Linked DNA regions of Homo sapiens: region 2 is linked to region 1. The links are chromatin loops, found by intact Hi-C in ENCODE. Cell type or tissue: MCF 10A. All regions are shown on one strand. Each heading gives the region's core, and the rest is flanking DNA. Links, peaks and the distances in the headings are about the cores only.

Region 1 (2,909 bases), core at 270-2,769:
CTGATTTTCAGTAAGAGAATAAAGGAAATAGACCAGCTAAAAGCACAAACTGCAAAAGAACATACATTCAGAGTGAAACTAAAACGAAGATACGTTCTATCACCCTCCCAAGGCTAGACTGTTATCCCTGATACTAAAATCAGCCACATCATTGGTTGATTACATGCTCTTTGCATGTAATGCATAAAGATGCTGTTTGCCCCCTTTAAACTAATAACACCACCAGCCCCTTCACTAATTCTGGAGAGGGCATGTTTAATGGATACGTTGCCTTTCAAACAACTTGCCATCCTAGAAACCTTCAGCGACTTCCATAGTCTTAAGGATATGAGGCATCCCTTTGACATTAGCAAATGGCTCTCTACACATAAAATAGTGCTGTTATCCAACTCAAAGCTTCATATTAGAGCTTTCAGTGACTTCATCAGGCCCTCAGAAAGCAGGCACAGACCTTCCTTTCAGATTATTATAATAGAGAAATGCCCCTTCTTCGCGTGTTTCCTCCTGGGAAGAAGCCTGTTGGTGCTGCAGAGCCCAGGAGGAGTGCTTTGGGGGGCAGATGGGAAGCAGGTCGGTGCAGCAGTTGGAAATGCGTGAGTTCCAGGAGTTCTTGGTCTTATCTTTTTTATCATTGTTGGCGTCCTGACCCAAATACAAGGAAACCTCCACATTCCATTAGCAGACTCAATTTGGATTCTGCAGCTCTGCAGGGAGAAATAGCATCTTCTCCTTAGCTAGTTGTGCTGCACTCTTGAGATAATTCTCTTAGTTTAATTTTAACATTTGGTTTAAGAAGATGCTGATGGATCAAATTTGAAACTGTGGATCCACTAAACGCCTTTTTAGAAGGTTTTTTTTTTTTCTTTCAAAATAGCAAGCCTTAGGAGCTCAACTCCAGAGCCAATTCACTTCGCGTGAAGTCGGCACTCCTTGGGAGTAGAGGTCCCCTCTCACCGGCTCCCACCCTCCAGAGGGGAGGATTTCTGGGGAGCCCGACGATCCGCTCGCTTTTAGCCTTTCTCCTTGCAACGCGCAAATCTCTCCCTAGTTGGGCTCAAGTAGAGAGGATCACCAACTGCTCATCCCAGCGGACACTCTGCAAAAAACTCTAATGGCTTGTGCGCGGGTCCACGCTGGTCGCTAGCGGCGCCAACTTTACTCATTCGTTAATTTGCTAGTTTTTGGACTGAGTAAAACAGCCCCCAAAGACGCGGGCAAACGCCGCTCTAAAGCCCACTACCATGCAACGCCAGGTTGCTCGGAGCCACGCTGGTGGCACTTCCCCTTCGTGCTCACTCTGCACAGGCACCTCCAGAACCCCGTGCAAATGAACCCTACCGGGAGACGCAGGTGGGCAGGTCGGGTCGGCAGGGACCAAGAGCCTGAAAGGGAACCTGCCCTCCCCTCCCCGCAGCCCGGTCATTAAGGCAAGAAACTGCAGGCAGAGAAGCCCCCGAATCCGACCTAGGACGTCGGCGCCTGCCAGGATCCCCTCGCCTGCCCCCCGCGCCCCGCGCGCGCTCATGCCACCACCACGGGGAGGGTGCATGCGGCAGGTGCCTGGCCGAGGCCCCCGGGAGCGAGTCGCCCTTACGTGCTCCAGCTTGTCTTTCCTCCGAAGCCAGACGCTGGCGCTGTAGTCCTGCTGCTTGACGCTGCTGTAGAAGTTCGCGCCCACTCGGGTCAGGCTTGGGGAGGGCTCCTTGGGGCGGCTTTTGAGCCTCATCTGCTCGAAGCCCTCATGGGGGGAGGCCGAGAGCCACTCGTGCTGCCGGATCTCCATCCTGACATGACCGGGCGGCCGCCGGCGAGCAGCGGACTCGGGACGGGCGCGCGGGGAGCCGGGCGCGGAGGGCGAGCGGGAGGCCCAGCGGGAGCCGGAGGTGGAGCTGGAGACTGAGCTGGAGGAGCTGGAGGAGCGAGCGGGCGCGGGGAGCGCGGGGTGCTGAGCGCCAGCTGGGAGCGCGGCCGGGCGGGAGGGGGCGATCGCGGGAGGCGCGGGGCGGAAGGAGGGAGGGCGAGGTGCGGGCGGGGGCGGGGGCGGGGGCGGAGGGGGACGGACGGGGAGAAGGGGGACGAGAGGGGACAGGGAGGGAAAGGAACCTGCTCCGGGGAGACAGAAGTGCCCGGTGCGGCGGCGACGTCGCCCGGCGGCTGCGGTCCCGAGCGGGCGCTCCGCTCGCCGGCTCCTTGCGGCACCTACTGGGACCCGGGCCGGCTCCCGGGGCGGCGGCGGCGGCGGGGGTGGGGTGCGGTGGGAGGGGCCGCGGCTGGCCCAGCCAGCCCGCGCCTGCAGGTTGGTGCAGTGAGGAGCCGCCGCCGCCCCTCCCGCCGCGCCCAGGCCCGGGCGGCCGCGCTCCCGCTCCGCACCCGCCTTTCCCGAGCAGGCTACACCTCTCCCTGGCGCATCTTTACTGGAAAGCCGGCAGGCGAGGGGAGAAGTGAGCGCCGTCTCCGCGCCTCCTCGGTCCTGCTGGCTGAGCGCGGGGATGGCTCCGGAGGGAGACACTCAGGAAACCACCTCCGCCCTTCCCCCATCTCTATCCAGCGGCGCCCCCTCACCCTGCCCCCGGCTCGCTTGGGCTGCGCCTTCCCCCATTCTGAAAGTTCACTAACTTCCCACCCCAAGGGACTTAGAGCAGAGGGTGCCCAGCATTCCCCCCTGAAAATAGCCGAGAGACATGTGTTTTCTGGAGCCGTACACGCTACTTTCATCCGATGGTGTGGCGATGCAAATACGCCCGGGGGCAGTAGCCCCTCGGGCAGGCACGCGGGACCGGTTGCTCCCCAGCCCTCGGTGTCCACCTAGAACCGGGCTCCCCGGGCCGCACCCATTCCGATCCTGGGAGGGTGATCCAGGGCTCCTCTGCAACGCTCCGCTTGTGCGGTGACTGTTCCTTAGGTGGACG
Region 2 (2,909 bases), core at 273-2,772, 56 kb before region 1:
AATTCTTGTCATTTGCAACAACATGGATGAACCTGTACGACATTAAGCTAAGTGAAAGAAGCCAGGCACAAAAAGACAAACGCTGCATGCTCTTACTTATAAAAAGTGGAGCTCGGCTGGGCGCGGCGGCTCACACCTGTAATCCCAGCACTTTGATAGGCCAAGGCGGGCAGATGACTTGAGTTAAGGAGTTCGAGACCAGCCTGGCCAACATGGTGAAACCCTGTCTCTATTAAAATCACAAAAATTAGCCCGACACAATGGCATGCACCTGCACTTCCAGTTACTGGGGAGGCTGAGGCAGGAGAATCGCTTGAACCCAGGAGGCGGAAGTTGCAGTGAGCTGAGATTGCGCCACTGCACTCCAGCCTGCGGTACAGAGTGAGACTCCATCTCAAAAAAAAAAAAAAGTGGAACTTATAGAAATAGAATAGAGCGCTGGTTACCAGGGCTGAGTGGGGAGGGTTGGGAAATAGGAAGATGTAGTTCAAAGGCTAACAAGTTTCAGTTAGGAGGAATAAGTTTTCAAGATCTATTGCACAGCATAGTGACTATAGTTAACAATAATATATTTCAAAATTGTGAGAATAATCTATTTTAAATGTCCTCACCATAAAAAAGGTAAGTCTGTGAAGTGACGGATATGTTAAGTAGCTTAATTTAATCATCCCACAATGTAAATACGTATGTCAAAACATCACATTGTAACAATTCTCACTTGTTAATTATAATAAAATTTAATAAATAAATTATTTTTACTAAAAGAAACTTTGTCTTTCTCTGCAATGTTTTGTTTCTTTTTAGTTAAAAATGGTAATGTATATTCAGTGTTACCAAATGTTAACACTTGTCAATTCTGGATATCTTGAAGGTAGTGGTTATAGTAGTCTGTGCACTTTTGTACTGCTTAAATTTCTCAACATTTTAAGTACAAGCAAGAAAAGAAAGGCTTTGTGGTTTTTATAGCAAAGAGTCCCTTTGCTCCTCCAAAAAGAATAAAAGTAGTCTTCTTAGAATTCCTGTAGCAATCTCGTTTCTTGACCAAATATAGCAATTTGGCAATTACCTCATCCCCTCCCTTATCACTAGAAAATGGAGCTAGCAGAGTTATGAATACAGAAATATGATCTTCTTCATTAACTTGACCTCTCAACACTGTGCAATGATGGGAAAATCCAAGTTAAACAGAACCGGCGTTCCTAAGACACAATCATTGAAGTTACCATGAGGGCCCACCAGGTGGTGTGTGTGCATGGGAGTCCTTACTACTGAACGATGGTTCCCAAGCATCCCTGAGAAGCACCATCCCAAAATGGCCTTTGTTAGAGAGTTTATAAGCTGTTTCAGTCTATCTGTGACTTAGGTACTCATGAGTGAGTTCAGAGCTCTGAAGAAAGCCCCTTCCACTGTGCCCCCAGTAGAACCGCCCCCCAAAGCAATATCTCTATGTCACAGAGCCCTACAATCTCTTGGCAGAATTAAAATTGTATTTATTTTGGAAAATAAAACTGTGTGTACACTCATTTCCTTCTCAAACATTTCACAGCAAAACAAAAGTTGGAGTGCCAAGAGTTATAAAATTAGAGAGGAAATGAAAATCTGTTATTTTCATAACAAGGTCTTTTAACATAGCCAAAGTATTTTGAGTTCCAAAACAACTCACATCCCCAAATGGTAGTTTTCATAGTGATTTATTGACTTTAAGCATTTGTGATGGGCTGTAACCTAATTTTGAACAGAGCCATTTTTAAGTTATGCTGGAAGCTGCTGGATAATCTTTCCAATATGATGGTTAGATCAACACCTAATATACAGACAAACTGTATGTAATAGCCTCATAATATGCCAGCCAGATACGTAAATTATCCTTATTTTTTTCATTGCAAAGTGAGATAAGCTTGTAGTAAATAAATTCAAGTAATTTGGGGGCAAAGTAAAATAGAATAGCCTTTCTTTACTTTTCACTGACATTTCACTCCTCAAATTAATTAAATAACTTACTTCTTAAATTACTGTGGACAGTGTTGTGCCTATATCTGCAGACCTTTACAAACATGATTTTAATTTTTATTATACTAATTGAGATTTTACCATACACATTGTTCTGAAACATTCTACTCTTTACTTAACAGTTTTTATGATGGACTATTCTGGGTCAATATCAGCATATGTAAATACATACACACACACACATACACACACACGCACACACACACACATACACACACATATATATATACTTTTTCCCATCAATTTCTTTGATGACAATGGTATTTCACAAAATAATAATAGCAATAACAACCACAGCAAACACTTCCATAATTCTTACTATGCATCATGCTCCACGTGGTTTACACATTTTAACTCAACCATGACTCACAACAACCCTATAAGATAGGTACTATTTCTTATCCCCTTTACTGATGAAAAAACTGAGACATGAGAAGAAAAATAACTTCCTCAAGAGCATACAGCTAGTGAGCAGTGAAGCCGTGATTCAGACTCAGGCAGTCTGGTTCCAAAGTCCACAGTCGTAACTGCCACACTAGACTGATTAGCTGCAAACTGCTTAAGAGTCCCCCTGGAAATGGACATCTGGATTGCCTCTTTGTTTACTACTTTAAACAATGCCACAATAAATATCCTAAAAATATATGCATCAGCGTATCTTGAAAGTGCATTTCTACAAGTGGGATTGCTTGTATAGATGTTTAAAGAGTTAGTAGGTATGCCAAATTGATCTCCAGAGAAGCTGTGCCTACATTCTCCCAAATGGGGATGCTTTCCTGCCCTACGCTGACCATAGATGTTACCAATCATTTTTCTTTTTTGATAAGCTGATAGACATAAAACAGAATCGTGATGTTTCTCTAATCTGTATGGCCATAATAATGTGTGAGTTCAGCAAC

The links. Peaks named below come from ENCODE experiments on the same cell type or tissue, not always from the same donor. Only the 100,000 strongest peaks of a DNase experiment are listed, where the experiment ranks them.
Region 2: a loop joins it to region 1, with 4 times the contacts of the local background. A loop is called at or near these places in 6 of 110 quality-filtered maps.

The regions. Positions count from the first base shown.
Region 1 is chr1:242,522,494-242,525,402 of GRCh38, forward strand. It overlaps PLD5 (phospholipase D family member 5), which reads right to left and starts at 2,204. Exons shown (of 10, transcript NM_001372062.1): 1 at 1,595-2,204. The coding sequence starts at 1,783. In MCF 10A, for the core only: a CTCF peak has its summit at 1,665; DNase peaks (open chromatin) are centred at 1,668, 1,888 and 2,368.
Region 2 is chr1:242,466,497-242,469,405 of GRCh38, forward strand. All of the region lies in intron 1 of PLD5 (phospholipase D family member 5), which reads right to left. Among named protein-coding and RNA genes, the nearest start is that of PLD5, 57 kb to the right of the region's middle. In MCF 10A, for the core only: a CTCF peak has its summit at 1,230; a DNase peak (open chromatin) is centred at 1,235.